2 separate regions of the Homo sapiens genome follow, and region 1 is linked to region 2. The links are chromatin contacts, found by Hi-C or POLR2A ChIA-PET in ENCODE. All regions are on one chromosome and are shown on one strand. Each heading gives the region's core, a stretch centred on a gene start or an enhancer-like site at or near the end of the contact. The rest is flanking DNA. Distances are from core to core; before and after follow the strand shown. Region 1 holds the start of ANKRD22 (ankyrin repeat domain 22). Region 2 has its middle 34 kb from the start of MIR4679-1.

Region 1 (4,346 bases), core at 568-3,067, 180 kb after region 2:
TAATGAGTACTGTTCCTTTAGAACCAGATGTTGTCAAGAGATGCAGAATCTAATAAAATGAGTTTTGATCCTGATTGAAAGTTAAAGAAACATTTAGAGCTCAGTCAGGGAGGAAAGAGCTTGAAGAAGAAAGCTAGCAGCAACCTTAGGAGAGAAGCAATGACAGTGAAGAGTTCTGTCCACACAAATTAGTTGAAAGAGGTTACAAAAGAGGCTACCAGAGGTTACAAAATATTGCATAACAGAGTGAAGTACCCAATGGATATACCATTAATGTTTTTCTAAGTCAATGGGAAGACACTTAAATGTCTTAAGAGTCTACAGAAATACAAAATCAAACCAAGCCAAAGAGGAAGTCAGCTGCAATTTTAGTGGGTATTGCAGACTTCCCTCTCCTCCAACGGAAGAATTAGCTAATTCTTAAACTCCAGAGAGGCTGGCCTCGATGTCAACTGCATAGTGAAACATAAAATCTTTGAAATAATTATAAAAATAGCTCAGTATATCCACCAGTGGAGTAAGAAGAATTTCCCTGAATATTTATAAGCACAGGCCTAGTATCCTGGTCACTAGTTTCTGGCCACTAAGGAGCCTCAACTGATTGGGAAAATCACATCAATTGGTTTGAGATGGTTGAACTATTTCTTCCATGATATTATTGAGCAAATAGGCTTGCTGCCCCCTGCTCACAGAAGCCAATATCTGGACACTGGGTTTTGAGGAAAGAAAAACTTTATTGCAAGACAGGTCAGCAAGGAGACAGGAGGTGGGCTCAAATCTGCCTCCCCAGTTTGGAATCTGAGAAAATGTATGGCTTAGAGGGTGAGGGAAAGGATTTAGGAATGTTGGTTTGGCAGGGACTGATTGAAGGGCTTCAAATTTGACCACTAAAGGTAAGGTATGTTGAGGCAGATTTCAGCCCTGGATCTTTTGGGCCAATGAGCCCCTAGCTTCTGAAAGAGGTCCTGCATTTAGGTTCCCGTCATGTCCTTGTCTTCTTGGTTCCCAGGGGAGGGATCATTTGTTCTAGGTTCTGTTAGAGGCAAAAACATTTTTATTGTGCATGCCTGGGCTAAATGACTTACAGTTTTTGGCTCTGTTATATCTACAGAGTAAATTGACATTTGTTATCAACAAAGTACGGCCCATTTGGGCTGGTCCCATGGTTATAATGGGTGTGTGGACGGTCGAGTGTTTCAATTCTGGGAAAGTTTGATGTGATTGTATTCAGTTCAAGGAAAATGTGTGAATGATATCATATATAGCATATAAAATGTTTACAATATTTAAGAGATTGGGCATACTAGCATGTTTGATAAATAAATTGATGATGCAATTTAAAATGCATAACAGAGTATTTGATTTTAGACTTATGATTTTTAAATTGAATATTATAAAGTAATTTGGCTAAATGTGTGAATAGTATTGGAATATTTAAAACAACTTAAGATTTATTATGTTAGTAAATTTATTAGTTTACAAAACTGCATAAATAGCTGGAAAAGCGTTACTTGTTAGGCTGAGAATTTTGAAGATTATTTTTCAAGTTCTTTGCCAGACACGTGTGGCTCTCACAAGTAAGTTTGTTGGTCTCTAGCCTTTCTCAATGGCCACTGAAAACCAGATTTTGATTACGAAATGTCTGAAATACAGTATCTTGGTTTGAACCGTGAGTCCTTCCTGCCAATGTAAGAACTTTTCTTCCTCCCTTAACTTTGCTTCCTTCTTTCCTGCATGTTACCACTGGCAGAGCAAATATGACTCAGAAACCGGCTCCTCAGGGTTGTAACATTAGATGATACAGGCTTGGGTCGTTACACATGACACCAGTGCCTTTGTTTCATTGGGCTGGGCTCTCTGGAAGGTGTGCTGCTGCCTGAGCTGCTGGAAAAGCACTGACAGGTGTTTGCTAGAAAAGCACTCCTGGAGCTTGCCACCAGCTTGGACTTCTAGGGACTTTCCTCTCAGCCAGGAAGGATTTTGATATTCATCAGAAATACCTCCAGAAGATTCAAGGAGCTGTAGAGGTGAAGTAAGCCTGTGAAGGACCAGCATGGGAATCCTATACTCTGAGGTACATCACCTTTCTGAAAGCAGAGTTCCAAAGATGTTAAAAGTTACTCATGCTTTTCAGATGCAATTTTCTATCCCTGTTAATATATTTCTGTTTTGTCTGTTCAACTCCCTGGGGGAGCATTAAGTCAGAAAAAATAAAGTCCTATGTGTTATTCTTGTTGATATTCTTAATAGTTTAAGACAAAGTATTTTGTAATTCTAAAATATTAGCTAGATCTAAGTTGAGATGAATATAATACACATTTCATAGTATCTGGATGTTTGCAAGGATAATTTGGACAAAATCGAGTTTGAGTTGTGCTTTTCTCATGACAAACACTCAGAGAAAAAGAGAAAATTGTACTCAATTGGATTTTCTAAATATCCAAAAGATTGACTGCCTCTTTTATGGAACCACATGACCAGAGTAATGCCTTTCAGCTTGGTATTTGAAGGGAGATTCACCTTTAGTAAATATTAGTAAAGACTATCACTATGAAGAAGAGGAATAATAACATATTTTGATGATTTGATTATTTTCTTTTCACATCTGATAAATACTGAGGTACTTTTACTTGTATTGGAAGTAACTTATTAGAATCAAATGGATTTTTAATGATGTTTCAAGAAAGTACAAGCAAGGAATGTTTAGACAAGAGTACAAGAGGTGTAATGATGTCATTATACATAATTTACTCTCTCTCTCCTCTGACACAATTAACTGGTTAATCTGCATTTCATTGCAGATGCTCAGGGGAACCTTCTTGGATAGTTTTGATCTAGTATTAAAGACAGTTTATTTGCAGTTATTTCTAATGCCATGTGTGTATATATCTCTCCGTGTGTGCAAATGCAGTGTTTGATTGGTTTATAACTCTAGGTATGTCTTGCTCAGTGATTTTAGCCTCATGAAGGGATCATATACATGAAAATGACAAAACATATAGTGCTTTTAAATGCTACTCTGGTAACTCTCAAACTTTAGACTGCCCAAGTGTCAGGGAGAGAAGTTTGTTTGAAATGCAGTTTCAAGGGACTCCAACCCAGAGAGTCTGTTTCACTCAGTCTATGGTAGGATACAAAAGTATACTTTTTAAAAGGAGCATCCCAGGTGGTTCTGACATAGGGGTGATCTGTTTACCACCATCCTGAGAAAGAAAGACTGCCACAGGCCAGTGCTTTCCCGTTTTTAATGTCTATACAGATCTTCTGAAGGTCTTGTTTAAATGCAGATTCTTAGTTTGTAGACCTGGGTGGGACCTAAGATTCTGCATTTTGGTTGCTTTTTCAGATTGCATGTGGGAATTATATGTGATTTGGAAAAAGGAAAAAAAAAAGCCTAGTCTCATCCTCAGGTATTCTGATGTAGAAAGTTGGAAGTAGGACCTTTCATCTATAGTTTTAAAGAGTTTGAGACTCTTTAAAATTAAATAGTAATCTCTTAAATATTTAAACATAGCCTACTCATTTGTAATATATCATTTGCTCTGTGTTTCCTAAGGATAAAGATTGTGAGCTACTCATTAAGGACAAGAAAAAAGCCTGCTGGATCCCTGGTCCTATGTTGCCTGGAAGAATCTATTCAAAAAAAAAAAAAAAACTTCCCCCAATTTGAGTGCGGGAAGCTCCTCTAGATTGGGGACATAGGGTTATCATTTTTCCTTAGAGCTTTGCAGTGCTAATAGTTATGCAATATATATTTTTAAGAAAGAAGGAGAGAATGAGGGAGGATCCCAGAGAGCTGGTCCTGAAATCTGCACTAGAGGATAAGCTTAGAGCTCAGTGAGAGGCCCTAATTTTGAATAAGTAACTCCAACTGCGTAAGATGGACTTTTAAACAAGGCTGATTCATTTAAACCCTTATCAAAGGTATTTGTTCATAATATTTACAATAGCAACAAACATGTATTTAGGGCTTCTTATAGATTAGGCCCTATTTTAAGCACTTTATATATGTATTAACTCATTTAATACAGCAATCTTGTAAGAGTCACTTTTAGTATCCTTATTTTACAAATGAAGAAACTGAGGAAAAGGTAGTCACTGGCTCATAGTTACACAGTTGAAAAGTGCTTATTGGCTGGAGATTGGTGGCTAGGATGAGTCCTGTGTTTACTCATTCAAAGAGATTCTTCTTACATCACTGCTGAACTACTAAATTTTTCTACTACTTGTTATTTCAACAGATATGTCATGCTCCATAAGAGAATTGGTCTTAACCACTCTGGTGTTCTGCCACTGTTCTAACCAGGATGGTGCCCTGTTCCCTTAGTGGAAAGAATGAGTAAACT
Region 2 (4,756 bases), core at 853-3,352:
ACCCACTTCTCGTGAATTATCTCTTTTCCCAAAGGGGTGCCCATTCCCTGAAGGCTAGACCTTCAGCTCTTTCCTGTGGCACAACCTCCCCCAAGGCTTTATCCTATCCTGAGGCCAATCCATTCGAGCCTCTGGTGCAAGCAAAACACAATATTCGTCCTTGAGGATACAAAGATACCTTCAGCAAAATCCTTGTCCTCCAGTAGGACCAAGTCTATGTGGTCTGGATTCCCGTGATCTCCCTGAGCTCATCCACTGCAGCTGCACTGGCATCTTTGCTATGCCTCCTGAGTGCCTGGCGTGCTCTGGCCCTAGACCCTTGCTCTTGTTATTTTCTCTGTTTGAACAACTCTTCTTCAAGTCTTTGTTCCAATCTCACAGGGGCCTCTCCTCACCATTCTATTTAATAATACACCTTGCTTCTTCCCCTCACTGACTTCTCCCCAATCTCCTATACCCTGCATTACTTACCAGATCATATATCCCTTCCTAACATAAAGTATTTTATGTAATCATTATGTTTATTATTTTTCCATCTCCTGCTGCTGGAATCTCAACCTCAGAATAGCAGAGTCTTTGGATATTTTACTCACATTTTAATCAAAGGCCTAGAATGGTTCCTGCTGAAAAACAACTGTTGCTCAATAAATATTTGCTGAAAGATTTAAAAGCCCATGGTTCAATTTAAGCACTTTCCTTTCTCTATCAATGTGAAATTTGAATACAGCAAGTTTCCGTAGCTGCCTCTGACAACTTTGCTAAGAGTCTTCTTTGCTGTTACCTAAGAGGAGATTTGAATATCCACATTCAGGTGCTGGGGATATCACATTCGAGCTATTGTACCCTGGCCACAGGCCCAAGGTGCCAGACTGCACATCTCTCCTGCTATATTCACCTTTGAACTAGACCCTCTCTTAGGGCAACAGCTCAGCAGGGAGCACCCTCTGAGGAGTAAGGGGGCTAAGTCTCTCTTAAAGACCCTGAAAATACTGCCGGTGCTGGTTGAAAAGCCCTGGTGATCTGTGATAACCATAGTGACAGAAAACTCCGGGAGTTTTATGGAACCTCATTGCTAAATTTCCTGCACAACTGTTTCAGCACAGTGAAGCCCATGATTCAGCAATTGCTAAATGGCACTGGTCACTTACTAGGTGACAAAAATGAGCCCATGGGGGTACAAAGGCAAAGCTCAGGTGAATTCTATTGAGTCTGCCAGGTCCTATCACCAAATATCCCTGTAAATGGAGTGACATTGCTAGGGATGCTCTACAGATTACCTCCATCAAAGATTCAGATAACCATTGTTATCTGATTATTATCCAATTAACATCCTAACAATTGCTGTGAACATAAGGAGGTGAATAAAATATAGACTTCTGCCCTCAGTTAGTTAATCTAAGGGTAGTGGAGTGTTTGTAAAACTTTTACTCAAAATAGAGAAAAATAAATACCATTACATGAAAAGGTAAGAGAAACTTCTGTGCCTTAACCTCTCACTTTCTACTGGTATATATTTGCATAGTGTAGTTTCTCAAATTGTGGTCCCTAGGCCTTCATCATCTTGATACCTGCAGATGAATATGTAGTAGTATACAAACTCTAAGGCATAGGCCTGGACTTCTTGAAACATCTTTAGAAGCTGGGCCTTGAGGGTGTGTATTTTTAAAATTTCCTCATGTGATTCTTATATTAAAAGTTAAGAACCAGTGTTATGGTACGTTATAATTGATCACACTTGCATATATAGTTTATTATTGTGCCTGACAATTATAAGAAGAGCAGGCGAGATGTATCTCCATTTTGTGGATGAGCAAATTGAAACTCAGACATGGTAAATCCAAAGTTATACAGTTAGTTCACGGCAGAGCTAGAATTAGAACCTGGACTACCCGATTTCACATTTAATCCTTGCCTTACCCCATGCTGGCCTGTTTCTCTGTTGAGGAAAAAAAATGAATCAAAATGTGAAATGACAGACATTGTTTCCATAGGGAATAAGTCTTTTTCATACAAGCAGGGGCAAATTTTAGTACCAGGAGAAACACTGCCACCTTGTGGCCATGTGGAAGTGAAGCACAGCCTTGTCTGTCATTAGAGAAGTTGATTCCTCCCAGCCCCCACCAACCTCGCCGCTGCCTTGGTTGCACTGCTTTCAGTGATGGATTTGTGTTGAGCTATACTCACTCTCTACTGATGAAGCTGACGAGTCCTCTGGACTTTGGCCTTTGGTTTTGTAGCTAAGATTTTTTCTCCTAGCTGAGGTTAATTTACTCATTTAGGGCTGGGAACACGAGGTCATCATGCCATGCAATAGCCAGCAGAGCCAAAACCATTCATCTCGGTGGATACTTTCTGCAGCTGACACATGTCTAGCTTTCTAGAACTTTGGCCCTAAAATGAAAATTTTAAAAATATATATATATATATTTGTCATAGTTACAAAATCTTCCTGAAGAAGCCAAGGCTGATTTCAATGTTGGGAAGAGGGACCGCCATCCCTTTCAATTCCCAGGAATATACAGAGATAAGAGGGACTCTTCTCCATTCAATTTCAACACACTAACATCTGGAAATTCACAAGAAAATCTTCATGGGGGGTTTCACTTGGCAGACACATGATACAGACCACAGAATTACGTGGAGGGCCCCAAACACAGCTAGTGCTGTATGGCTAGGCGGACAAAAACATGAAACATTCAGCCTTCAAGATAACAAAAAAGTTTGCTCAAGCCATCCCAGGAATCTGTGGAAGTTGTCAGCTATTAATAAGTCCTCAGTTTGGGCAATCTTTACAAGTACTTCTCCTGCCTTGAATGTCAAACCTCCCAAGCTGCTGTATAAGTAAAGCCACAGTCAGTGACTACCCCCACATGAACAGGCTTCAGGCTGTTCTTGATCTCCTTTCCTCCAATCTCTCTGCTCCTCTTTCTTGCTCCTGCCAGGGAACCTTTAGCAAGACCTTCGTTTCGTGAGATTTCAGATCCTTGGTCACTTTCCTGACTTCACACACTAAGTCAAGTCCTCCTGTCATGCTCCCACATTACATTTTCTTCTAATGACATCTGCCAAAGTTGTGTTTAGCATTTAACTGTGTCACTATCCCATTAGTGTCTGCCTCTTGACTAATGGTTCCAGGAGGTAACCATGTATATAAGCCAGACCTAGTACAGTGCCTGGCACAGAGTAGAAATACAATAAGCATTTATTGAATGAATGAACAAACCCATAAACAGGGCTAATTTTGGTTCAATAACTTCATTTTTATTCCCCTCAAGTCACATCTTCCAAACCATATCTTTGATGATCTTTCTGCTGCAGCCTCCAGAGTGAATCTGATATTATTTGTTGTTTAGCATCTCCAAGTTGCTGCTGAAACCCTATCTATCAAACTCAAATTTCAAAGTAGGAAGAGGATAGACACAATTTTTTAGTCCTAGCAGGACGTTAAAGATTGCAAGTGTTCTTAACAATAGCCTCCTGATTTCTTAGAATTTTCTTTGTATAACTTTATGCAAGTTAATTGATATTTTCAGCCCTTGTCTCCTCTATCTGTAAAGTGGGGATAACAGAACCATTGGATGGAGTAGTCAGATAACATACACTCAATTCTTTTCCATTAAGTCTGATGTTAGTCAATGGTTTTTCCTAGATGCCTTTCACCAAATTGAAAATGTTCCCTCCTATTTCTAGTTTCATAAAAATTTTTGTCATAAGTAGATATTGAATTTTGCCAAACACTTTTTTGTGTAAGCATATACGATGGTACATAGTAGGCACTCAATAAAGTTAATTTCCTCCCTCTTTAATTAAGTACTTTCTTTTTTTTTCCCTCCTCCCCATAACTTACTGGCTAGCTGTTTGGCCAGTATTGAGTCATATGGAAACGACCTTGTTCTGTTGGGAGAAGCTCCAGAACCTATACCTTTGAACTTGGCTTAGACTTATACTGGAAGTTGAGAGTTAGAGAGGCCCAAAGCCCCAGACAGGGCCAACCCAAGTGTATCTACCTAGAGAAGTCCATTTCAACATCAACCTCTTCTCTTTCATCCTTTGTCCAGAGCTCTCCCTTTCCTCAGCCATCTGGAGACACTCTGTTCACCTGAGCCTGCTAACACAGCAGACCTATGCCCAATTCCTGGGGCATGGCCTCCTTGCCCTCCCCCACCAAGTCTTTAGTTTAAGGTTAAATAAGTCAAGTAAGAACTAAAGTGTTCATGACCCATAGTGGTTAAATGTCTTCACATTCTTTAATAGCATTTGTATTTCAGCAAAATAAATTATGATAACATTTGTATTTTACCAACATATGATACCCCAAAGCAGTGAAATACTATGTACCAAAAAAGAATATTATTGTATTAGTCTGTTTTCACACTGCTAATAAAGACATAACTGAGACTGGGTAATTTATAAAGGAAAGAGGTTTAACGGACTCACAGTTCCACATGGCTGGGGAGGCCTCACAATGATGGCTGAAGGCAAAAGAGGAGCAAAGTCATGTCTTACATGGTAGGAGGCAAGAGGGTATGTGCAGGGGAGCTCCCCTTTATAAAACCATCAGATCTCATGAGACGTATTCACTATCATAAGAACAACATGGTAAAGACCCATCCCCATGATTCAGTTACCTCCCATCACGTCCTTCCCATGACACATGGGAATTATAGGAACTACAATTCAAGATGAGATTTGGGTGGGGACACAGCCAAACCATAACAATTATATTTAAAAGGAATATTAAAAAGAAATTATTTTT

Evidence for each region. A loop is a pair of places that touch in the nucleus more often than their neighbours do. ChIA-PET counts read pairs that join two places held with the same protein, here RNA polymerase II (POLR2A). Pooled maps may share reads with other maps.
Region 1: a loop to region 2 is called in a map of tibial artery, with 3 times the contacts of the local background. The contact joins the promoter of ANKRD22 here to the enhancer-like site in region 2. A Hi-C loop is called at or near these places in 11 of 168 maps with a recorded cell type or tissue (A673, B cell, GM18951 and 8 more), 2 of 37 single-sample maps with no recorded cell type and 15 of 50 pooled maps. POLR2A ChIA-PET finds 5 or more read pairs at or near these places in 3 of 52 experiments (CD4-positive, alpha-beta T cell, H1 and Panc1).

The regions. Positions count from the first base shown.
Region 1 is chr10:88,849,315-88,853,660 of GRCh38, reverse strand. ANKRD22 (ankyrin repeat domain 22) reads left to right here and starts at 1,817. Exons shown (of 6, transcript NM_144590.3): 1 at 1,817-2,074. The coding sequence starts at 2,054.
Region 2 is chr10:89,027,322-89,032,077 of GRCh38, reverse strand. No RefSeq gene overlaps it. Among named protein-coding and RNA genes, the nearest start is that of MIR4679-1, 34 kb to the left of the region's middle. Within about 2 kb of position 2,102, at least 5 of the 41 ENCODE cell types and tissues checked have a DNase peak (open chromatin) inside an H3K27ac peak, as active enhancers do; they include ovary, where a contact is called at or near this core.